2 separate regions of the Homo sapiens genome follow, and region 1 is linked to region 2. Evidence: chromatin contacts called from ENCODE Hi-C or POLR2A ChIA-PET data. All regions are on one chromosome and are shown on one strand. Each heading gives the region's core, a stretch centred on a gene start or an enhancer-like site at or near the end of the contact. The rest is flanking DNA. Distances are from core to core; before and after follow the strand shown. Region 1 holds the start of ZNF875 (zinc finger protein 875). Region 2 holds the start of ZNF566 (zinc finger protein 566).

Region 1 (4,868 bases), core at 2,369-4,868, 850 kb after region 2:
AAAAAAATTAGCCAGGCGAGGTGGCAGGCGCCTGTAGTCCCAGCTACTCGGGAGGCTGAGACAGGAGAATGGCGTGAACCTGGGAGGCGGAGCTTGCAGTGAGCCGAGATGGCACCACTGCACTCCAGCCTGGGCGACAGAGTGAGACTCTGTCTCAAAAAAAAAAAAAAAAAAAAGTGTATAGAGCTAATAACTCCTTGCTTTTTTTTTTTTTTTTTTTGAGAGTCTCGCTCTTGTTGCCAAGGCTGGAGTGCAATGGCACAATCTTGGCTCACTGCAACTTCTGCCTCCTGGGTTCAAGTGATTCTCCTGCCTCACCCTCCCAAGTAGCTGGATTACAGGCAGTGGCCACCACGCCCATGTGGGGAAAAGCAAGAGAGATCAGATTGTTACTGTGTCTGTGTAGAAAGAAGTAGACATAGGAGACTCCATTTTGTTATGTACTAAGAAAAATTCTTCTGCCTTGAGATTCTGTTAATCTATAACCTTACCCCCAACCCCGTGCTCTCTGAAACATGTGCTGTGTCAACTCAGAGTTAAATGGATTAAGGGCGGTGCAAGATGTGCTTTGTTAAACAGATGCTTGAAGGCAGCATGCTCCTTAAGAGTCATCACCACTCCCTAATCTCAAGTACCCAGGGACACAAAAACTGCAGAAGGCCGCAGGGACCTCTGCCTAGGAAAGCCAGGTATTGTCCAAGGTTTCTCCCCATGTGATAGTCTGAAAGATGGCCTCGTGGGAAGGGAAAGACCTGACCGTCCCCCAGCCCGACACCCCCAGCCCGACACCCGTAAAGGGTCTGTGCTGAGGAGGATTAGTAAAAGAGGAAGGAATGCCTCTTGCAGTTGAGACAAGAGGAAGGCATCTGTCTCCTGCCCGTCCCTGGGCAATGGAATGTCTCGGTATAAAACCCGATTGTATGCTCCATCTACTGAGATAGGGAAAAACCGCCTTAGGGCTGGAGGTGGGACCTGCGGGCAGCAATACTGCTTTGTAAAGCATTGAGATGTTTATGTGTATGCATATCTAAAAGCACAGCACTTAATCCTTTACATTGTCTATGATGCAAAGACCTTTGTTCACGTGTTTGTCTGCTGACCCTCTCCCCACAATTGTCTTGTGACCCTGACACATCCGCCTCTTCGAGAAACACCCACAGATGATCAATAAATACTAAGGGAACTCAGAGGCTGGCGGGATCCTCCATATGCTGAACGCTGGTTCCCCGGGTCCCCTTATTTCTTTCTCTATACTTTGTCTCTGTGTCTTTTTCTTTTCCAAATCTCTCGTCCCACCTTACGAGAAACACCCACAGGTGTGTAGGGGCAACCCACCCCTACACGCCCAGCTAATTTTTGTATTTTTAATAGAGATGGGGTTTCGCAATGTTGGCCAGGCTGGTCTCGAACTCCCGACCTCAGGTGATCTGCCCACCTTGGCCTCCCAAAGTGCTGGGATTACAGGCGTGAGCCACCATGCCTGGCCAACTTCTTGCTCTTTTTGCCACTACTTTTAAGCTGATATATTTGGAACTGAGGTAGCCTCATTCTACAGGTTTAGATCTGAAGTATTTTAACTATTGCTTCTTCCAGTGTATTTTCTGGTTTGCAGGCCAGTTTCTTCTTTAACTCATCAGTGACACAGTGGTTTGTATGGCTTTTAATTTCAAAGAATATTTTTTCAATTTGCTTTTTTGTTTTTTGCTGATTTTTATCTATGCTAATTTTAACTAGACATGTTCCCTTGATGGGCATGACTAGATTTTTTCTTCCCCACTGCGTTTATAATTTAGATGGATTTTCACATCTCAAGCCAGTTAAGAGTGTGGAAAATAGGACTCCTTAAAGCACAGATAATGACAAGTGGTTCAGATTTACAAGGGTAACTCAGGTGAGAGTGTATCATTGTACTTGGCACACAGCACTGAGTAACTATCACCTTTCATTTAAATGAATGCAGCTGTAAATGCTTTCCTAGATGTCTTGTTGATGTTTGTTAATTTCTGTAGAGTTTCATTCTGCCCCTTTCACTGTTTATCACTTGATCCTTATCACTTGAGAGTCCCCTTATTACTTGACCTGCTGTTACATTATGTTTGATTTATTACAAATACCCCATCAGCCTGGGTCTCTCTTTACTCCCTTTGTACACCTACATCTAAACATAGTGATTTGGATTATCTCAGGATCCCACATCCTCACTGTACCCCCACCCCCACCCCTACCATATCTTTCTTAAGTTTTCTAGTCCCTGCTTTTCATTTGTGCTTCTTAAATCCCAGCCCCATGCCTGACTGTGGTTCCCACTGAGTTCTGTGACAAGCATTCTACATTTATAGATATTAAATCTTTGGCCGGGTCATTTACCTGGGCTGGAATAGGGCTCTCGGCTGATCCTCCTTCCTAAACACCCTCTCAATGGGAGAGGCTGATACCCAACATGCAAACCTTGTTTTTTACTTCTCCAGGCAAAGGGATGTTGGAAGACATTCTGGAGGGGGTAGGGTGTGAAGATTTACAAATAATCTTTGAATATCTGCTTCATGATAGGTCTTGGAGGTGCCTTGTGGGTGTGGCTTTGGAGGGATGGTTACGAGGAAATTGTGGATATTAAGGAAGTCAGGAAAGGAAAAGATGACTCACTGACAATTCAACAATTGTCCTAAGGGACTTTCTGGCTGCTTGATGCCCTAGAAGCCAGGCCCTCACTTCTGTAAATGCTGGGGACTGTGGATACAGAATTTAAAGGGTCACCAAAAAAACTCAGTAATCAAGATAAACAATATTTTAATGTAATATCTTTAAAAATAAAATCAATGCAAAAAGAAAACACCCCTGTTGAACAAAACGGTCAGACTTATGCCTCCTTTCCAACACCGCCCCACCTCCACCCCACCCTCCGGAAGTTTCCTCCAAGCCGCACCTGTACCCCAGCCTCCAATAAAAACCTCGGGAATTTCCTGATCAAGCTTCGGATCCCCACCACCACCAGGGGATCTTTTGCTGTTCACCCCAAGTTCAGTCTGCATCCCCTAAAATCCTAGGGACACGCGACCAGTCTCCCCCATCTGCATTCCGGGAGTTTGCCCCAAACCAATCCTGCTCTCCGCGAAAATAGCCTTGGGGTTCCCTGTCCTGGTACACCCTCCTACTCTAGGGGACAAAGGGCCGGTGTCGCCTCCAAACTGGTGGTTCCCGCAGAGCATCGTCTCTCCCTGAGCCGCGTCTGTCCCGACCTGGCACCTGCTCAGGGAAGGGCGCATCAGGGCGGAGACTTGCGTAGTGAGCTCAGCTCACCCGCACCTTGAAGGTCAGCGCACACTGGCCACCCGCAGAGCACCGGGACCACATTTTGCAGAATCCTTCGGCAGTCCCGCGATGCCTTCGCGGTCAGCAGATCTCATTGGTTTACAGAGAAACTTGTCAACGTCACTTGGGCATCTTAAGAGTGGGTTCGTAAACTTGGTTGTGTGCGCTGTGCAGATGTCAGTCACCCTGTGTGGTGGGCAAAGCCGACTTCTCCGCCTCTGTAGCTCCGAAACTACAATCCCCAGAGGCCTCTGCGGTCACTTCCGCTCCCCTCCCTACCCTTCAGTGTGTAGCGTTGACGTCAGAAACACTTCCGGTCGGTGGCCCAGGCGCGTTAAGCTGGTTGGGACCCGGGAAGGCCTCCCTCTTAAGGTCTTTCCCACACCTCTGCACCTTGTTACCTGACTTTCGGCTTCAGGATCCGCAGCGTGCACCCGCGTTCCGTGAGTGCCCTATAGGCAGTCAGCATGCCCCTCTGCGTGTCCCTGTGTTACGGGGACGCCGGCTGGGAGCCGCAGAGCTATCTCAGAACTAGGGCGCTCTCCTTTGGGCACCTCCAGGCCATTTTCCTTTCATTCGAGCCCACAGGGTTAGAGATAAACCCTCACTCCGTTGCTTGGGGACAAGGGCTTCACTCCCTGTCCCGAGCTTGCGGCTGAGCTTGAGGGTGGCTGGGTCATCCTGGCCCCCCACTGGATGGGAATTGGCTGCTCTGGTGATTTCTGTGACATCCCAGACCCCAACTGTGGGGCTCTGGAGCGGACTGCGCTTCACTTCGTGGGGAGGGTGTTTCCACCTAGGCCACTCTTATTTCTCTTCACATCCCCAGATCTGTCTTCTGAGACTTTGCCCTTCTCCAGGAAGAGCACTCAGGAGACCAGGAAAATGGCCACAGGGCTCCTGAGAGCCAAAAAAGAGGTGAGAATTAACTGTAATTCTATCTTGGCTGTCAACAGAATGGGTCCCATTACCTTTTCTTGTCCTGGAGGCTGCCTTGTTGGTATTGGGCAAAGTCATTCCTAGCCCTAGTCATTCCTAGTCCATAGAACAAGGAGGATTTTGATATAGTCTTGTAGAGCGTCCGATTCTGTCGCTGTTCAGGGCGCCACTTGTAACCTGCACGGACCTGGTGGACTGAACAAAAGGAATAAAAGACAAGAAACAAAAAAGTATATTTGGAAGAAGGGGTCGGGGGCACTTTGTCTCTAGTGGACAAGGGCCCTGAGCTTTACACAACCCTCCCGTATTTATTGGTAAAACAGATAACAAGTTAGGGGGTGGTGATTGTCAGGTAATTGTCAGTTGGCCGTTTGGTTCGCAATTGCAAGACTGCATCCTTCCAACAATAGGCGCTAGATTTCCTGGTAGATCACTTCAAGGAGCCAGGCGCCAGGCAGTGATGGCTCTCAGCACATCTTTTGGTGGCAGTGTGCGTTTGCTCACATCCTGCATTCATGATAAACAGTTTACCGTTTAATCATATAACCTCCAGTGGAATGCTGAGTTGGTCACAATCCCTTTGGTCTTTTCGGCTCCAAACATAGTCTGACCTGAATTTT
Region 2 (5,588 bases), core at 2,904-5,403:
TTGCACTCCAGCCTGGATGACGGAGCAAGACCTTGTCTATTAAAAAAAAAAAAAAAAAAAAAAAGTGGCCGGTGCTGGGCGCGGTAGCTCATGCCTGTAATCCCACTACTTTGGGAGGTCAAGTCGGCCAGATCACCTGAGGTCAGGAGTTCGAGACCAGCCTGGCCAACATGGTGAAACCCCATCTCTACTAAAAATACAAAAATCAGCCGGGGGTGGTGGCAGGTGCGTGTAATCCCAGCTACTCGGGAGGCTGAGGCAGGAGAATCGCTTGAACCCAGGAGGCAGAGGCTGCAGTAAGCTGAGATCGCACCATTGCACTCCAGCCTGGGGGACAAGAGCAAGACTTCGTCTCAAAAAAAAAGCGGTCAGGCGCGGTGGCTCACGCCTGTAATCCCAGCACTTTGGGAGGCTGAGGCAGGTAGATCACGAGGTCAGGATTTCGAGACCAGCCTGGCCAATATGGTGAAACCCTGTCTCTGCTAAAAATACAAAAATTAGCTGGGCGTGGTGGTGCGCTCCTATAGTCCCAGCTGCTCGGGAGGCTGAGGCAAGAATATCGCTGGAACCCAGGAGGTGGAGGTTGTGGTGAGCCAAGATTGTGCCATTACACTCCAGCCTGGGTGACAGAGACTCCGTCTCAAAGAATAAGACAGAGAGAGAAAGAGAAAAGAAAAGAAAAAGATATTTTACAAAATAACTGGCCAGTACTCTTCAAAAGTGTCAAAGTCCTAAAAGATAAAAAGGATTAAAGAACACTCAAAGATGGAAGGAGACTAATGAAACAATACAATTCAATGCAGGACCTTGGATTGGATCCTGAAACAGTAAGAAAATTTAGCAAAATTTGAAAAAGGGCTCTAACTTAATTAAAAGTCTTCTATCAGCATAAATTTCCTGGTTTTCATCATTGCACTGTGGGCACCTGCAGAGTATCTGCAAATTCCTTATACTATGTTCACAACATGAAAATAAAATTTTAGGCCAGGCATAGTGGCTCACACCTGTAATCCCAGCACTTTGGGAGGACAAGGCAGTTGGATCACCTGAGATCAGGAGTTTGAGACCAGCCTGACCAATATTGTGAAACCCTGTGTCTACTAAAAATACAAAATTAGCTGGCCGTGGTGGCGCAAGCCTGTAATCCTGGCTACATGGGAGGCTGAGGCAGGAGGATTGCTTGAACCTGGGAGGTGGAGGTTGCAGTGAGCTGAGATCATGCCATTGCACTCCAGCCTGGGCAGCAAGAGCGAAACTCTGTCTCAAAAAAAAAAAAAAAAAATGAAAGAAAGAAAGAAAAGAACATTTTTAAAAAATTTACGAAGGGGAAAATGGACACAAAAAAGAAGATATACAAATGGCCAGTAAACATACAAAAAGGTGCTGAACATCATTTCACATCAAGGAAATACAAATTAAAACTATGATGAGGCTGGGTGCAGTGGCTCACACTTATAATCCCAGGATTTTGGGAGGCTGAGGCGGGCGGGAGTTTCACATGGTGAAACTCTGTCTCCACTAAAAATACAAAAATTAGCTGGGTGTGGTGGCACGCACCTGTAATCCCAGCTACTCGGGAGGCTGAGGCAGGAGAATGGCGTGAACCCGGGAGGCGGAGCTTGCAGTGAGCCGAGATTGCGCCACTGCACTCCCGCCTGGGCCACAGAGCGAGACTCCGTCTCAAAAAAAAAAAAAAAAACAAACCAAAACAAGACAAAACAAACCAAAACAAAAACCTATGATGAAACTGCACCACACAACCAATAAAATAGTTAAAAGACTAACCATACCAAATTACGGAGAGGATATGAAGCAACTGGAACTCTCATACATTGCTGGATGGAGTGTAAACTGGAACAACCACATGAGAGCTTCGTAGTATCTATTAAACATTAGCCTACCCTATGATCTAGCAATGCCACTCCTAAGTATTAACCCGGGAGAAAAGCCTTCATGTGTTCACCAAAAACACAGCAGAGTGTTCACAGCTGCAGCATCATTTGTAACAGCCCCAAATTGGAAGCTACCCAAATATCCATCAACAATGTAATCGACTAATATACTACAATATATCCCCAGTATAGTGAGAGCTAAGTACAATTACACTGAACAACATGAATGAATTTCACAAACATAATATATAACAAAAGAAGCCTGGCATAAAACAGTACATGCTGCATAATTGCATATATACATGAAGTTCAAGAATGTGTAAGACAGCCAGATGCACTGGCTCATGCCTGTAATCCCAGCACTTTGGGAGGCCAAGGTGGGCGGATCACCTGAGGTCAGGACTAGCTTTGCCAACATGGGGAAACCCTGTCTCTACTAAAAATACAAAAATTAGCCGGGTGTGATGGGTGCCTGTAATCCCAGCTACTCAGGAGGCTGAGGCAGGAGAATCGTTTGAACCCAGGAGGCGGAGGTTGCAGTGAGCCAAGATTGCATCACTGCACTCCAGCCTGGGTGACAAGAGCAAGACTCTGTCTCAAAAAAAAAAAAAAAAAAAAAAAAAAGAATGGGTAAAACTAGTTAATGATAGAATTCTGAATAGATTGTGTGGGGGAGAAATTACTGAGAAGTGGTATGAGGGAAGCATCTCAGGTCCTGGCAAAGTTCTTTGTATAGATCTAAGAGTGTTACACAGCTGTACACTTAAGATTTGCACACTTTATATAGGCTCTATGTATCTATTGACAGCCTCCTGCTCTGTTGCCCAGGCTGAAGGGCAGTGGTATGATCATGGCTTCCTGCAGCTGCAAAGCACTGGGCTCAAGCGATCCTCTCATCTCAACCTCCTGAGTAGCTAGGACTTATAGGTGCCAGCCACCATGCCCGGCTAATTTTTTATGTATGTATGTATTTATGGTAGAGTTAGGGTCTCACTATGTTGCCCAGGCTGGTCTCCAGCTCCTGGCCTCAAGTGATCCTCTCACCTTGGCCTGGCAAAGTGCTGGGATTACACGCATGAGCCTCCACACTTGGCCTACAAAAATTTTTTTAACTCTTGGAACTATGCTTTGGTAGGGATATGGAGCAATAAGATATTTCAAACATTGCTGTTCAAGTACAAATTTGTGCAGCCACTCGGGTATATATTTTGACACTGTTTAGTAAAGTGGAAGATATATGAACCGGCAATTCTGCTGGTAAATAAACTCAAGCATGTGTACCCCATGTGAAAGAATGTGGCTGTGTTGTTTATAAAATGAAAAGCTATAAATAACTAATAGGGCATCATTACTAGAAAGGATGAATAATTGTGGTATACTTCAGAAGGGAGAATATAGCAAAGAAATTGAATTAACCGCGATTTTATCTAATAGGGATGATTCACAGAATTGTAAAAATAAACCAAAGACAGTATGACAACATTCATATAAAGTTTTAAAACGGGGAAAAACTGGAGTATAATGCCTAGAGAAGTATACGTAAGTGATAAAACCTCACACTGTGTGACTTACCCTGCCACACAAACCTGATCACACTCCCACCATGGGGACATTCAGCTACAGACAATCCACGCCCAAAGCAACAGGGTCGCACACGCAGGGCCTCTATCGGTCACATAAGCACAAGTGCACGCTTACCGAGGAGGCAGTCACAGTCACAACCACATTGTCACAGTCGGCGCACACCTGTACCGGGTCACAGTCACGATCACACATTAACCACAGCCACACACACAGATAGAAACATGCAGTTACTCGCAGGTATCCCCACCTGAACTCTGCCGCACACAGTCACACAGCATATAGTCGCACACCACTACGGGGACAAACGCAGTAACACTCAACCAGGCACAAGCTCCCCACAGCCGCACACACAATGCCGCACGTGGTCCTGCTCCCTCTCACACACACACCAGCAGCCACAGTCTCCGAGGCCGTGCTGCACACGGTGTGAGCGTTGGAAACACACTCATCACAAGGGCAGCCTGTCACAATCGCGCGATCATTCACCACACACCTCCACACAGACGCAAGCGCACGCTTTCAATCTCACCTCCACCGCCGCACAAAGCCGAGGCTTGGCCCCCGGCCCCGCCCTCTCCCGGGTTTCTCACCTCAGGCCTTACCAGCTTTCGAAGCAGCAGAACCCTCCCCGGCACTGGGGTAGTTGCTGGTAAAGCCCTGAGGGTCCCGCCAGCGCGTGAGTTGGAAGCTGAATTACCGCGAGAAGTACAGTCTTGCCGAGGAGACCTCTGGGAAGCGTAGTCAGAGACGTATCAAGGCCGGACAAGATGGTTCCCGATCGTCAGAATTCCTGTCCGCGCCTTGCGTCAGCCCCGCCGAAAGGATCGCCCCCCCTAGTCAAACCGCTCGCGCCCCAGAGGCCTCATGGAGTCCCGCCTCAGGCTCGGGCCTTGGCCCCCAAAGAAAGCCACTCCGACGTGTTTGAGATGGGCTTAGTTCCCGGACCCGTCCTACTGCCCCCAGGCGCTGGACAGCCTCAGAAAGAGGACAAGTCTGCATGGAAAGATAATCGCACAACTGAGCCTTCTGGGAGATGTAGTTCGGAGCTGGGAAGGCGGTTGGACCCTCCGAAAGTCATCTTAATTGCTCTCACAGATAAGCCGGTGCTGGGCTGCCGGCCTGAGTACTGTGCGCCCAGAGTGCGCAGGCGCAAACATCCTGGGTTGCTGTTTTGGCCTCTTTGTTCGGGCGTGAATTTTGTTTATTGCTCCTTAGTGCAGAGGGGTTATGGGACCAGAGGTTGTGAGACTCAGAAGTGGTTGGGGACGCAGAAGGGGTGTAGACCAGGAACCTGCGACCTGATGGGGGGAGGTCGAAGGGAAAGGAATCGCCAAACGTGGGACAGGTTTGGAGAGGCAGAAAGAGAGGAGTCTGAAATTGCAAAGGGCAGGTGTTATTCTGACTTCTGTGTGCTTTGTGATAAATGAGTGGGGCAGGAAGTAAGAGGAGTTTCACTTTCTCCTTCTGCAATTATTTGTGTACTTGGACTAAGTGTATCTCATGGCCAGTATTTGACTGCTTTTGACCTATAAAGGTATTGTATACACAGTCATGCATAGTTTAATAATAAGGATATATGCTCTCCCCACGGTCTCCCTCTCCCTCTCTTTCCACGGTCTCCCTCTGATGCCGAGCCAAAGCTGGACTGTACTGCTGCCCTCTCGGCTCACTGCAACCTCCCTGCCTGATTCTCCTGCCTCAGCCTGCCGAGTGCCTGCGATTGCAGGCGCGCGCCGCCACGCCTGACTGGTTTTCGTATTTTTTTGGTCTCCACCAAACACAGGGTTTCGCTGTGTTGGCCGGGCTGGTCTCCAGCTCCTAACCGCGAGTGGTCCGCCAGCCTCGGCCTCCCGAGGTGCCGGGATTGCAGACGGAGTCTTGTTCACTCAGTGCTCAATGGTGCCCAGGCTGGAGTGCAGTGGCGTGATCTCGGCTCGCTACAACCTCCTCCCAGCCGCCTGCTTTGGCCCCCCAAAGAGCCGAGATTGCAGCCTCTGCCCCGCCGCCACCCCATCTGGGAAGTGAGGAGCTTCTCTGCCTGGCCGCCCATCGTCTGGGATGTGAGGAGCCCCTCTGCCTGGCTGCCCAGTCTGGAAAGTGAGGAGCGTCTCT

Evidence for each region. Hi-C counts contacts between places; a loop is a spot of excess contacts on that map. ChIA-PET counts read pairs that join two places held with the same protein, here RNA polymerase II (POLR2A). Pooled maps may share reads with other maps.
Region 1: a pooled map shows a loop between it and region 2 (6-fold over the local background). The contact joins the promoter of ZNF875 here to the promoter of ZNF566 in region 2. A Hi-C loop is called at or near these places in 9 of 50 pooled maps. POLR2A ChIA-PET finds 5 or more read pairs at or near these places in 5 of 52 experiments (A549, A673, T-cell and 1 more).

The regions. Positions count from the first base shown.
Region 1 is chr19:37,331,031-37,335,898 of GRCh38, forward strand. It overlaps ZNF875 (zinc finger protein 875), which reads left to right and starts at 3,619. Exons shown (of 5, transcript NM_001353803.2): 1 at 3,619-3,752; 2 at 4,139-4,227. The coding sequence starts at 4,195. RefSeq lists enhancers at 2,626-3,568, 3,364-3,473, 3,569-4,510, 3,684-3,783.
Region 2 is chr19:36,485,408-36,490,995 of GRCh38, forward strand. ZNF566 (zinc finger protein 566) reads right to left here and starts at 4,154. Exons shown (of 5, transcript NM_001145344.1): 1 at 4,079-4,154. ZNF566-AS1 (ZNF566 antisense RNA 1) reads left to right here and starts at 4,220. Exons shown (of 1, transcript NR_036504.1): 1 at 4,220-5,588. RefSeq lists enhancers at 3,250-4,137, 3,444-3,523, 4,084-4,643, 4,138-5,023.